3 separate regions of the Homo sapiens genome follow, and all the other regions are linked to region 3. The links are chromatin contacts, found by Hi-C or POLR2A ChIA-PET in ENCODE. All regions are on one chromosome and are shown on one strand. The core of a region is the stretch at or near the end of the contact, and the rest is flanking DNA. Distances in the headings are between cores, read along the strand shown.

Region 1 (4,549 bases), core at 1,380-3,879, 1.1 Mb before region 3:
CAGAACCACTGAAGGGTTTTAAGAACACAGCGGAATCTGACTTTTGTTTTAGAAACAGGGCTCTGATAGAAATGTGGGGAGCAGGTATGGGGTGGGAAGAGCAACAGGAAACCAAGGAAGTGAGTTGACAGGCTGCTTCCAGCATGGGGACAGGAACGGGCTGGGCTGCAGCGGATCAAGCTCAGTGCCAGGGTTCGGGCCTGTGGAGTTTAGGATACAAAGCAAAAACTGCAAAGGGCTTCAGAGAACTCAGGAGACGAGACTGTGCATACCCCAGACGGCCTGCAGGTTGAGTCATTCTTTCCCTCCCATCCGAGCTTGCTGGATCCTCCACTGATTAGATTAGAACAGCGGCTTCTTGGCATGGCCCTCGCTAGGGTTCATGGGGGCTGGTCTGTCCCCACCCTACAGGAGCCAACAGGGAAAGAGCAAGCCCTTGCCTGCTCCTGGGGTCCTACACCCTGAAGCCTCCTTTCTCTGCCCATACAATCTTTGCTGAGATACTAAAACATTTAGGAGTACAGTGAAATTATCTCCCTCTGACTTGTCTTCAAATAACCTGGGTGGGGTGTAAACGGCTATAAGCTAACAATTGTTGAGGCTGGGTAGTGGGGGCACAGGGCTCTTTAAACTGTTGGCTGAGTCCCATCCCAGATCTGGGTTCCCACAAGCCCCTCCCCCTGCCACCTCCTTGCCCAGTATGTGGAGTCGTTCAAGATAAGGGCCCCTGCCGTGCAGCAGGACATGCATAGCTCGGTCTGGCTGCTGTTTCATAACAAAGAGCAAAAATTTAAAAAGAAAGAAAAGAAGGAAGGAAATGGAAGAGCCCCAAAACCAAAACTCATGCTTTCTGCTGCTGGAAGGTGGCCCGCTGCTGGGTTTTGCAGCGCTGCCCCCACCGTGTCCTCTCTCAGTTCCTGCTGCTGCCCGCGGGGTTAGGATGGAGCAGAGGGAGGAGCTCCTCTGACAAGATCCAGGCTCCCTGGCTTCTCAGGAATGCCCACAATGGTTGGTCCAGAACCATTCCTGTTCAGAACACACAGCCTGGCCCTTTCCCTGGGATCCCACCCATCCTGGCCAGGGACCCCACAGACAGAGTTTTACAGGAACTAGGTCTTACAGCAAGATACTCTTTGAGGGTGGGGATGGCTGGGAAAAAAAGATTCCATTTACTATCAAAGTTGCCTCCTTGTCCTAATCCTAGAAAGCCGAACCACGACTCGAGTTCTATTGTTGCGTCTTATTTTACCATATGTGAATATGACAGCCCTCTGATAGGGAGGTGGTGTGTACGGTGATAAGAGATCTAAAAATACACGAGGAAGCACAAGTATGACCCCCAGGGCCTCCGAAACAAATGGCTAAAAAGACAGCCAGGCTCTCCCAGCCACATTAATGCCAGCCCCACAGCCTGCTGTGGAGCCCAAGTCTATGGGGGCACCTCCCTGGGAGCCCCATCTGCCAGGCACCCAGCCCACAGGCCAGCTGGGGAGATAGGCACCAAAGTGACCCTTCTCCCCCTGCAGGGTCTTTTCTGGGCTGCATGGACCCATGCGTGACATCTCGGGAGCCAGGCTGGAGAGGCCTGCAGAAGACTGCGTGAAGAAGTCACCATCCCCATCCCGAGCCACAGATAAAAGCACATGTTAGGAGGTGCTTTGCAAAGGGACCCCACGGCATGCAGAGGGCCCTGAGGGGCTCTAGTTCTAGACAGAACCACACAGCAGAAACGGCTTCTACCGGGGCAGGGCACACAGGGCAGTGAGGTAAACAGTCTAACCCATGCCTGTTCTTCCAGGGCTCCCCATGGGCCTCCCGCTCAGAGCCCCAGAGATTCCCAGCTATAAGAAGACAGTCACCCAAAGATAATGGCCGTCCCTTCTTCCGGGTCAGGGAACTCAGGGACAGCCCGGCTCAGGCTGGGGGCTCAGGCCAAGGAGAACCAGAGAGAGAAGAAGTTATTGACCAGGACACAAGGAGAAACCCCAGCGGAGCGCAGAGTGGAGAGCCCTCCCGCACGCCCTCCTGGCCTAGCCCACATGTGCTTCCATCCTCGCATGGCCTCAGCCTGCGCTGGAGGTGTTGTAGGCAGTGGGAGTACTGCCTAAGGGTGGGGACAGCCCAACACCCTGAACCCCAATTCCAGTGACGTCTGGGGCTCTAGCAGCTCTAATGGCATTTGTATCCTTCTTGTGGCTCCTACCAGAAGATCATCATGTGGTCTCCTCAAAGAACAGAAACACAACCAACACTGGTGGGGCAGGGGCCCTGACTGCTGGCAAAGGGACAGCAGGTGCTGCGGGAGGCTCGCTGGGCAGCTTGCTTCAAAAGCCCCACACTCCTTCAGGGGATCCTGGCACTGCTCATACATTTCCTGAGCATTGAAGCTTTTCTGGGATTCCAGCCTAGTGTAGAATTACAGATCCCAGGGCCTCTCACCCTACAGTCACAGGAAATGTTCTTACTCTGCTTTTAAACTCTGTGGTGATACCCTAGGGGTCCAGAATTCTACACAGAAGCTGGAAGGGGTTTATGAGCCACAACTTTAGGGCAGGCAGTTCCTGAGAAATACTCTGACGTCACTCCTTCCACCCAGGCTGAGAAGGCCCTGCAGCCTGGAAAGCACCGCATGTGAACCAGAGGCGGCTCCCACCTCCCCCCGCAGAGCCCAGGGGAGACCCAGGGCATACAGCTCATGTGCAGATTCGTGGCTGCCATGCCCGCCGTTTGCCAGGAGCCTGTTAGCGCATATTAGGGACACCCAGTGGGCCAATGGACAGAGGACTGGACCATGAACAGCAGCTCTCCTCAGATGTCAGATGGAAATGACGCCCCACGGGGCTGTTCAGGGAGAGAAGCCGTTTGCCAGCTGTAAAGCACTCTGCAAACAGGAGGAAGTTCTCCTATTAATTACACACATTCATTTTCGCCTCCAGGTTTTAGCGTCAAGCAGAGAAGTGAAAAAGCAGCAGCATTATTTTTCTAGGCCCCATGATACATCACCAGTCTAGTTTATAACCTTTTTGGAAAAGTGTTAAGGATGTAATTCAAGTTCACTCACGTGAATGTGACAGGAATATGATGCAGCCGAAGCCTGAAGTGGCCACAAAGGCCAGTTTGTTCACAGACAAGCAGGGGCCTCGGTCCTTGTGCGATTCTTCCCCTGAGCTAAGAAGGAATCAAGCTCCTGGAGGGGCCGTGGTGTACCCAGGCTGTGACACGGGATCCCTTTCCTGAGCCACTTTGCTATAGGAAGTAGCCACAGCCACCAACTTTTGTTTTCTCTGCAAACCCCCCAACCCTCAGATGCAGTGGCCTCTAAAGTTTGCTATTCACAGCAACCAAGTGGGCCGGGTGATGTTCTCCTGCACAGACGTGGACAAGAACGGACGGCACAAGGCTAGCACCTCCGCAACGCAAGGGAGGCTCACCTCGGTTCCGTGTACCCACCACCCCATGTCCCCCAGAGGCGATGTGCACTGTATCTCAGTTCCAAAAGAAATGCTCATGTGGGCAATCTCACGAAGTCCCCCAGGAACCACAAAGAGCCTTCCCTACGGCCATGACTGTGAGAACGATCGTTACCAGGCACAGGGCACTCTGGGGTGGCAGCTGGCAGTGGCGGAAGTGTTGACTTAGAGGGCATTTTGGAAATGTTGGGGGGACTGGGATGTCAAAAAGATTGGGAAGAAGCTAAGGGTATTGGGGCGGGGGGGCAGGGCCAGGTCGGCCAACCATCCCGCATTCAGACACGCCTGCGATGGGAAGAACTTTTCCCTTGACTGCTCAGGAAGATAGAAAAACCACTGTTTTGGCCGGGTGCGGTGGCTCACGCCTGTAATCCCAGCACTTTGGGAGGCCGAGGCAGGCGGATCATCTGAGGTCAGGAGTTCAAGACCAGTCTGACCAACATAGTGAAATCCCATCTCTACTAAAAATACAAAATTAGCCGGGCATGGTGGCGCATGCCTATAATCCCAGCTACTCAGGAGGCTGAGGCAGGAGAATCACTTGAACCCGGGAGGCGGAGGTTGTAGTGAGCCGAGATCTCACCATTGCACTCCAGCCTGGGCGACAGAGCGAAATTCCATCTCAAAAAAAAAGAAAAAAAAAAAAAAGAAAAGAAAAACCACTATTTTTAATTTTTGGATTTACAAACTGATTGCAACTTACATATAAACTCAAAATATGTTTTACACAGTTCAAATATACATGAACTATTCCAGGAATGCAATCGACATGGAAATTGAAGGAAGATGATGATACTTGGCTTTGTTCAGAACTTTCCTGAGAGTTAGTCAACTTTGTAGAATGTCACGTCATAGACAGCAACATGAGGGGTGGTGTGTGGGTCTCAGTGCAACACACCTGTGTCAGCCTCCCTGTGACGCCAGGCACAGGTGTGTGCAGGTCTCATCACTGCATTCAACTGCTGGTGTACTTGGTCTTGAGTATTTCTATATCAAAATTCTTATTATGTTACTATAAACTACCTGTATTTTATTTTTTAAGGAAATGTTATATTGACTCGAAATTATGTGCGCTGGTT
Region 2 (4,556 bases), core at 145-2,644, 1.3 Mb before region 3:
CGTAAAAAAGGTTTGTTAAAAATTGGAAAATCCTCAGTGAATTGGGATACTTTTTGGTTAAATTATAAACTATCAAATATCGACTTAAAAAGGAGGAATTCCAAGAAGAAAAATGGCAAATGTTATTAAAGAATTGCTGTTTCAAAAGGCACTAGATCCCAGGCAGTTCTTTCAAATTCTTTTTTTTTCTTTTTAATTGAGACAGGTTCTCACTATGTTGCTCAGGCTGGTCTCAAACTCCTGGGCTCAAGCGATCCTCCCACCTCGGCCTTCCAAAGTGCTGGGATTACAGGTGTGGGAGGCGTGAGCCACTGCAAATTCTTAAAGTGAAAGAAAAAGATGTGCAGCTTCCCAGTTCATTTAAAAAAGTTAACAAACCCTGATCCCAAGCCTCTTGAGATGGCATGACATGCGTCTCAACGCATGCGCACACGGACGGAACAGATGCCCTTCGCTTCCACCTATAAATAGACACTCAAGTCCCCTACCCAATGCTAACAAACTTCATCTAGCCACATAGCATATTTTATTTAAAGGAGGGCTAATTTCAGGAATGCTTTAAACCTGTTACTACAAAATCACACTTTAATACACCATGGGAAAAAAATGTACCGTCATTTTAATACGCATTGAGAAGGCATTTGAGAAAACTCAATATTCTTTTCTGATTTTAAAAAAGCCACAACCTTGAAAACACAGAAAGAAGCTATTTTCTTCATGTGATAAAAATCTCTCTCTCGGCCAGGTGCAGTGGCTCACGCCTGTAATCTCAGCACTTTGGGAGGCCGAGGCGGGCGGGTCACCTGAGGTCAGGAGTTCGCGACCAGCCTGGGCAACACGGTGAAACCCCATCTCTACTAAAATACAAAAAATTAGCTGGGTGTGGCAGCGTGTGCCTGTAGTCCCAGCTACTCAGGAGGCTGAGGCAGGAGAATTGCTTGAACCCGGGAGGCGGAGGTTGCAGCGAGCGGAGATCATGCCACTGCACTCCAGCATGGGTGACAGAGTGTGACCCAGTCTCAAAGAAAAAAAAAAAATCACTGTCTCAAACCAATAGCATGCACCCCATTTAGGACTGGAACACAGTGGCATTTTCGTGGCAGCCAGCAACAGGCTTATTTCGCATTTAGGCAGCCAGGGCTGGCTTCTCCCTTGTGGTTTCTGCCTTTGGTGTCAGGGCTCACACCCAGGATTCTGTGAATAGCGGGACCTTTCCAAAGCAGGGAGGGGCTGGCCACTTACTGCGCCACTTCCTCTGTTGACAGAGAGCCACGCTGTGGCCTGGCCTGGCGTGCGTCAGGTGTGGAGCAAGCACAGGGCCAGCTTGTCTTTAAGAGGCCTCAGCCCGGGCCCTGGGGATGTGAAAGCCCACGCAGTGTAGCTTCCCACCTACGTCTGCGTGTGTGAGCTCGGGAGCCTGGCTTCCTGTCTCACTTCTGCCCAGCACTGCTGGAGGCAGCAGAGAACTGGGCACCTTTTGTTTTTCTTGACACTGGGGAAATGTATAAGGAAGTCTTGTTAACTGTTTGATGAAAAGCACTTCAGCACACTGTGCTGGCCTGGGAAATGTGTGCTGGGCCAGCAGGCTCTGAGCCAGCTGTGCACACCTGGAACTCCTACGGGTGAGTGGCTGCTCCCATCCCCCTGGGACTGGCAGCACGCGTGAGGGAAAGACGGATATTGTACTATCAAACCCTTCCTAAATCAGGCTGGTCAGAGAGTACAATCAAACTAGGGAAAAGGCCAAGCATTAGAAGTCCTATGTACCTGTGCCAGCCCAGGGATGCCTACACATTTGACCTACTGCATTGCTGAGACAGGAATGCTTTGAAATAAGTGTCATCACTGCATGCAAATGAATATGTTAAACAGGAATTTTCCCCAGGCTCTGACTATGGTTTATCTATTTAAGTTGTATTAACAGGGACTTCTGACATCTTAGCAAAGCCATTTTCCCAACAGCATAAGGGGAAATGCCAACTCCATCCCTTTCCAAAGAATTACAGCATCTGGCCAGGCACAGTGGTTCCCGCCTGCAATCCCAGCACTGTGGGAGGCTGAGGAGGGTGGATCACCTGAGGTCAGGAGTTTGAGACCAGCCTGGCCAACATGGTGAAACCCAGTCTCTACTAAAAATACAAAAATTAGCTGGGCGTGGTGGTGCACGCCTGTGGTCCCATCTACTCAGGAGGCTGAGGCAGGAGAATGGCTTGAACTCGGGAGGTGGAGGTTGCAGTGAGCTGAGGTTGCACCACTGCACTCCAGCCTGGGAGAAAGAGCGAGACCCCATCTCAAAAAACAAACAAACAAACAAAAAACAAAACCCCCCCCCAAAAAACCAAAACAAACAAAAAAAGAAGAATGACAGCATCCACGAGAGCATGTGTTTCTGAGGTTTCCACTAAGACACGTGGATCTGTAAACAAGAAGCCTCACCATAGGCTTCTTGCAAATACTTCGCCAAATCATGGAAGCCAATTCCATTCCACACCTTTGTTACCAGCTAAATATTGCACTTTACCACTGACTAGGTGCTTGCTGAACAAGGAGGACAAAGGCCTCTCTCTTGCAGGAAAAGGAACAACATGAATAACGCACCAAAGAAAGAATCTTGGGAGGGTTCAAGGAAACAGGAGGAAGACAGATGAAACGGGGCTCAGTGTTCTCGCTGCTGTGGAGGAGGCCACAATTCCTCCTGCAACACTCGCAGTGACTGTAGAGCATGCTGATGAAGCCGGAGAAAATGGCCAGCCCTCTCTGCACGTTGAGCAGGGAAGGCAGACACGGGACCACCTGTGGCCTTATTCTCACCTCCCCTCGCTCATGGCCTGTCTGGGCCTCAGGCTCTGTCCTGTCCCATGTCATCTGCTCTTTCAGTCTCCCTCTTTCCTGGCCTGAAGTGAAGCTGGTTCTCCCATTCCTGGGATGGAGGCTGAGGCCCAGGCGGGGCCCGTGGTTGCATGCGGGGCTCTGGGGTCCACCTGGACGGATGCACACCTCATGATAGCTGAGTGCCACACGGGAGCATCCGGTGAGCTGCAGGCATGTAAAAGAGGGACCCACTGAGGCTGGGGCAGGTGACCCCACCATCCCCACGGACAGCACATCACACCCCCAGGACATTTAAAGGCCTGGCCCCTCTGCTGTCCAAAAGTCTAAGAGGCTGGGTGCAGTGGCTCACGCCTGCAACCCCAGCACTTTGAGAGGCCAAAACAGGAGGATCGCTTGAGCCCAGGAGTTCCAGACCAGTCTGGGCAACACAGAGAGACTCCCCCATCTCTACACAAAGTTTAAAAGTTAGCCAGGAGTGGTGGTGTGTGCCTATAGTCCTGGCTACTTGGGAGGCTGAGTCAAGAGGGTTGCTTGAGTCCAGGAAGTCAAGTCTGCAGTGAGCTAAGATCATGCAACTGCATTCCAATCTAGGCGGCAGAGTGAGACCCTGCCTTAAAACAAAACAAAACAAAGTCTAAGAAAATACTAAGACCTGTTTCCCCGCGTGAGTGTGCTTCTCACATCACCCGAGGGCAGGTGTTCTTACCCCCTCCTTACAGAAAAGGGCGCTTGCTGAGGTGATGGGGAGGTCCCTGAGGCGGCAGTGCAGACTGGGGAACGGTCCAGGGGTCTGCCTGGGGGCTGCTTGGCCCTCCCTGGGCCTGGCTTCCTCTGCCTCCCTCCCCTTCTCCTGCTATGGTGGCCCCAGGCCGGGGAGGAATCTGGGCGCCTCTGCCCATGCTGGGAGAAGCGAGAGGTTTCTAAATCCATCCCTGGCTCCATGTGCAGCCAGGTCTGGCACCAGACACAGCCTGGGAGCTGCCAAGTCAGGCTCCCCACAGAGCAGCCACAGCAGGCGGGCGGACGGGCATAATACCTCCTCTGAGAACAGGCCTGGGCAGCGCCCTGGCTCCTGGGGCTGCCAAATGAAGTGCAGTTTTAAAATGCAGTGGGTGTCCCAGGCAAAGTCACAGACTGTCCTATGCTGGCTGCATCTGGGCCTGAGCAGGGGTTGCATTGCGTCCCAGGGTCCGAGGATCAGGGAATGCTGGGAGATCGCTGAGCTGTGCCCATTGTGGGCCGGGTGCTGAGGGCTCACTACAACCCCTGGGAGGTGTCCTGGCACCCCTGTGGGGACACCCAGGTCTAGCTGCCCAGCTGTGTGTGATGGGGCTGAGACCACACTCAGGCCTGTCCAGGCCCCAGGGTTCCCACCTCACGGGGACATGGGTGTGACATGTGTCCGAGTCTCAGGATTAAGCATGACAGCCGGCAAGCTATATTTGGATGCTAACACCCTGGGGGCATTGTCCTTGTGAAGCAACGCTGGCCTGGAGGCTGGACGGGCTCTGCCTTCCTATCCACCCCTGGTCTCAGCCCCAGCCAGCCGGCCCAAAGCATACTCACCCTCTCTGTACAAGAAACTCTCCCCCGATGCCACTAGACTCTTCAGGGACCCCTGCCGGGCTTCACGAGCCTTCAGCGACCCATCCTGCCCACCCACGGGGCGCCCTGCACCATGCTGGTCCCTGTTCGGGCATCCCACCAACTGGCCGCCTCCATCG
Region 3 (4,127 bases), core at 84-2,583:
CAGTTTATCCATTTAAAATCTATGGAAAGTTAAAGCACAGAAACCAGCAGCCTCCACTTTCTTTGCTAGGCGTGCCTAGCTGATGTCCACATTTTTCCTGGAATAAATAAAGGGACACTAAAAGCAGCATCTGCCTTTAAAAAAGAAAAGAACAAAGTTACCATGTTGAGACTTTGCAGACTGAAGTTTCAGGGGATGTCACTGCACCAAATACATTCAAAGGGCTGTAAACCATTTAAGGAGGCTCTCTCCCACTTTTGAAACACTAAGTAATCCTGTTGTGAGCAAAAGGAAAGAAAGAAAGAAAGAAAGAGGAAGAGAGAAAGAGAGACAGCCAGTCTGACTTTTACAACTTCTCATTCTCCCTGGAAGTTACAAGTCTTGGCTAACCACCCATCCCTGACCTCACTCCAAAGTTCTCTCAGTCACTCCTTGAATCTTTGCACATGCCAACAAAATTGAACAAAATCCACATTTTACCTGAAGAGTATATTTAAATTGCAAAATAGTAGATTTGTGTGTGTGCTTCCCCCAACCCCAATTGAAGTTGGACTTAACACCTTCTAAGAGAACAATACTCAAATTAGATTAGCAAGCGTGCCATCAAGAGAAGAGAAGACCGGGCTGTGTTTAACATTCACGTTTATAGCTTCCGGACTTACAGACTCTGGTAAATCCCCCAAAGTACTGAATTCAAATACATCTTGGACTCACAAAGATTCTCAGCAGTTTTCTGCTCCATTTAAGGATGCCTCTTAATAAAGTGTTCATCATTCTGGAATTACGTATTTACTGCCAATTTTATCTGTTTCCAAACTGATATACTAGAAGCAAAACAGGTAAACAGTGGGTGCCAAGCTAATCCCCATGCCAAATTGGTCAGGCAGAATGGATAGTCTGTGTTCTTGCAAAGTTCCCCTGCTTACTGGAGCTTAAATAGCCACACAGCAAATAAACACCAGATTCCTAAATACACATGGAAATTTCCTTCTGCAAGTGACTTAAGAAAACTGCCCTTTGCTTTCTGAAGAGAAAGGTGAAGCCCTCCGAATTAGCAAAAGCACTTTGCAATGCAGCTGCGTGCAGCCTGGGTTTTCAGAAACCAGACCCGCAGACTCAAAAGCACCCATCTGAGCGATTTTAAAGAAGGCCTTTGAAAAGACCACTTGGCTTAAGAGCAGAAGCCGTGCCTTCTTTCCGAGCAGAGCTGCTGCCCGAGCACCGTTTCCTTACCTCCGGGCTGGCTGGGCTGGCTGGGCTGGCTGGGCTCGCTCGCCTTCCTGGCTGTGCTGTGCGCTGGCTCCCTTAGTGCTGAGCACTTTGCAACAACTGTGAGCTCTGCTGGCTGCAGACTTGCATTATATACACTGCAGAAAGGAGCCTCTAGCCTCTAGATGGCAGCTTTGTAACCCACATCTCTCTCTCCCCCGTGCCACCCCCATCCCACAGGCAGACACACACACACACACACCCCCCTCTTGTAAACCTCACTAGTCTGTTGTTTCCTGCACAAGTGTACTCTTGGGAAACCCCAGCCTTCTTTCATTTGCAAAATCTGGTGAAGCCACAAAGTCCAAACCCCACGGGGGGAAAACGTCAGCCAAAGACAAACTGCAAAGAAACCCTAGTGCTTGGCAAAATCATCAAATATTTATCTGGTCTCAGGTATATCTTGAATAATCCCATTAACACCAAGAGCTCCTGTGAATGCCTCTTCGCTCTAGGGAGGACTTTGTTCCCAAGACAAATTACTCTGAACTTCTGAACTTCGATGTTGATTTACTAAGCCTGGGTTTTCCTTGTTAATTCCTCCAAAACAGAAGTAACAGTTTTGGTATGACCAATGAATCGATGCCACACCGTATATCCCCAAAGTGGAGAAAAGAGTCTTTATAATAGATTATACTTGAATACTTTTATTTGTAAAGGACTTTAAGTACAAAATCCTTGAGACTCTAATCAAGATAGTATTCTACAGTGTCTGCCCAGTGCCAGACACGCATTAGGAAGATAATAAATGCCTTTTGATAATGTCTTTTTCTGAGATGAGTCTGGCAAACACTTTACTACAATTATTGCAATCTACATTCTTATTTGGATGCGTATTGCTAAAGTTCCCCCCACGGAGGAATTCAACCTAAAAATGTGATCCAGGTGATACTCATCTCCAATGCCCCATTTACAAAAATCGTCCATAAGATAGGGACCCAAAGGCCACCCGCCAGCCCATCCCATGTGCAATGCTCTGGCTTTCGTATTGCTTTCTGATCTCCTGGAGTTCTTAAAGAGCGGCTCAAGTGGAGTGTATGAAGGCACCAGCTGTATTCACGCCTTCTCCAGAGCTAAAACTTTTCGAGATTCTTTTTATACTTCTACTAAAAATAACAGCAGACGCTCGGTCCCAGCGCTGAATCTGGGGGACTGGGAGGTCAAAGTCTCACGTGGCTAGAAAGTCTCCGTGTGGAGAAAGCCCTTAACGAAAGAAATATTTTGTTTAGCTAAAAGCTTCACATTTTTCTCCTGAACTGGCTGCCCAGCGGGAGGCGAGGTGCACACCTGCTCTCCGGGGGCCTCCGGAGGGGTCGCCCTGGGGCCGGCCTTTCCCAGCCCGAGCGCAGCGTCCCGCCACCGCCTCTGCAGGGCGGCGCAATCACTCTTCGTGTCACATCGGCACCAAGGACATCTCCAGGCTCCCCAGAGACGCTGGAAAGGAAAACTGCCAGCGGCTGCGTCTACCCACACCCAAGATCTAGGCGAGACCTCGACTCTCCACAGCATACGTGTCCTGACTTTTTCTGTCCTGTTTCTTTCTTGTGGGGGACCCTGTGTCTGAGCCCGCTGGAAATGTACGGGGATCCCCTCTGGACTGCAGCTCGGTTTCCGCTTTCTGTGGCTGTAGCCGTGACTCCGGGGCCTGTCCTTCAGAGAACGCGCTCCGCATTGCAGAGCCTGCGCGCCCGGTGGAAACACAGAGTGGGTGTCAATCCGTTCTGAGCTAAGTGTACTGTCGCTGGAAGAAAGGCCACATGGGCCGGGGACCCCGGACAGGATGCTAACGTAGAGGAAGGAAAAGGCAACGCAGTTTTTTTAAAAAGTAGAACCCGCTTCGTGCGTCCGGGGCCAGAATCCACGAGGCCGCCTTGCAGCAGCCTGCGCCCTGCCCCGCCAGCCCCGGCCCCGCGCCCACCCACGGCCTGCACCCAGCCCCGCACCCACACACGGCCTCGCGCCCTCCCACAGCCCCGCGCCCTGCCCCGCACCCACCCACGGCCCGCACCCACGCCCTTCCCCGCGCCCAGACTTGTTCCGCACTCACGCACGGCCGGGCACCCGGCCCAGGCGCCTGCGAGAATTCTGGCCCCGGGGTCACCGCCCTCGCCCTTCGACGTCCCCCACCCGTCCCCTAGTTCCGCCGGGCGGGGCTGCTGGAGGCTTCCAGACGGGGAGGGGCGGACCAAGCGCCAGCGGGGAATGGGGCGGGGTGGGTCGGGAACTCTGGCCAGGCTCCCACCCTGGGAGGAGGAGCTGGGTGCTTGGGGCCTGAACTTGGCTGTCTCCTTGGGCCTCCCACCCTGTCCCAGAAAACAGGCCTGGGGGAAAACGAGAGGGTAAGCAAGCAGGGCTTTTTGAGAAAACGAGATTCCATTGCCCTAGGACCTAAAAGTCTCTTTTCAAAGTTTTGAAGAGTGTCTCTGCTTTTGGAAGATTGTGCTTTCAGTGTAAGGGCAGAACTCCACCTCCATCCTCTAGGGGTCCCGGCTGGGTCCGAGAATTAAATTGACATAAGATAGATGAATAGGAGGAAAGCATAGTGCAAGTTTCACGCGGCATGGGAGCCCTCATACAGAAATGCAGACCCGGCCGGGCGCGGTGGCTCAGGCCTGTAATCCCAGCACTTTGGGAGGCCGAGGCGGGCGGATCGCGAGGTCGGGAGTTCGAGACCAGCCAGGCCAACATGGTGAAACCCCATCTCTACTAAAAAATACAAAAAATTAGCCCAGCGCGGTGGCGCGCGTCTGTAATCCCAGCTACTCGGGAGGCAGGAGAATCGCTTGAACCCGGGAGGCGGAGGTTGTAGTGAGCCGGGATTGCACCATTGCAATCCAGCCTGGGTGACAGAGTGAGAC

The links. A loop is a pair of places that touch in the nucleus more often than their neighbours do. ChIA-PET counts read pairs that join two places held with the same protein, here RNA polymerase II (POLR2A). Pooled maps may share reads with other maps.
Region 1: a loop to region 3 is called in a map with no recorded cell type, with 4 times the contacts of the local background. The contact joins the enhancer-like site here to the promoter of ACKR3 in region 3. A Hi-C loop is called at or near these places in 8 of 37 single-sample maps with no recorded cell type and 3 of 50 pooled maps. POLR2A ChIA-PET finds 5 or more read pairs at or near these places in 1 of 52 experiments (T-cell).
Region 2: a pooled map shows a loop between it and region 3 (2.7-fold over the local background). The contact joins the enhancer-like site here to the promoter of ACKR3 in region 3. A Hi-C loop is called at or near these places in 2 of 37 single-sample maps with no recorded cell type and 1 of 50 pooled maps. POLR2A ChIA-PET finds 5 or more read pairs at or near these places in 1 of 52 experiments (B cell).

What each region holds. Positions count from the first base shown.
Region 1 is chr2:237,698,916-237,703,464 of GRCh38, reverse strand. The region is part of intron 1 of LRRFIP1 (LRR binding FLII interacting protein 1); the gene reads right to left. Among named protein-coding and RNA genes, the nearest start is that of LRRFIP1, 74 kb to the right of the region's middle. RefSeq lists enhancers at 1-653, 2,956-3,005, 3,016-3,065. Within about 2 kb of position 2,629, at least 31 of the 41 ENCODE cell types and tissues checked have a DNase peak (open chromatin) inside an H3K27ac peak, as active enhancers do.
Region 2 is chr2:237,895,554-237,900,109 of GRCh38, reverse strand. All of the region lies in intron 2 of RAMP1 (receptor activity modifying protein 1), which reads right to left. Among named protein-coding and RNA genes, the nearest start is that of RAMP1, 38 kb to the right of the region's middle. RefSeq lists enhancers at 948-1,057, 1,138-1,187, 4,239-4,556, 1,155-4,556. Within about 2 kb of position 1,394, at least 29 of the 41 ENCODE cell types and tissues checked have a DNase peak (open chromatin) inside an H3K27ac peak, as active enhancers do; they include B cell, where a contact is called at or near this core.
Region 3 is chr2:236,567,031-236,571,157 of GRCh38, reverse strand. ACKR3 (atypical chemokine receptor 3) reads right to left here and starts at 1,333. Exons shown (of 2, transcript NM_020311.3): 1 at 1,234-1,333. RefSeq lists enhancers at 2,097-2,972, 2,973-3,848 and a silencer at 3,274-3,323.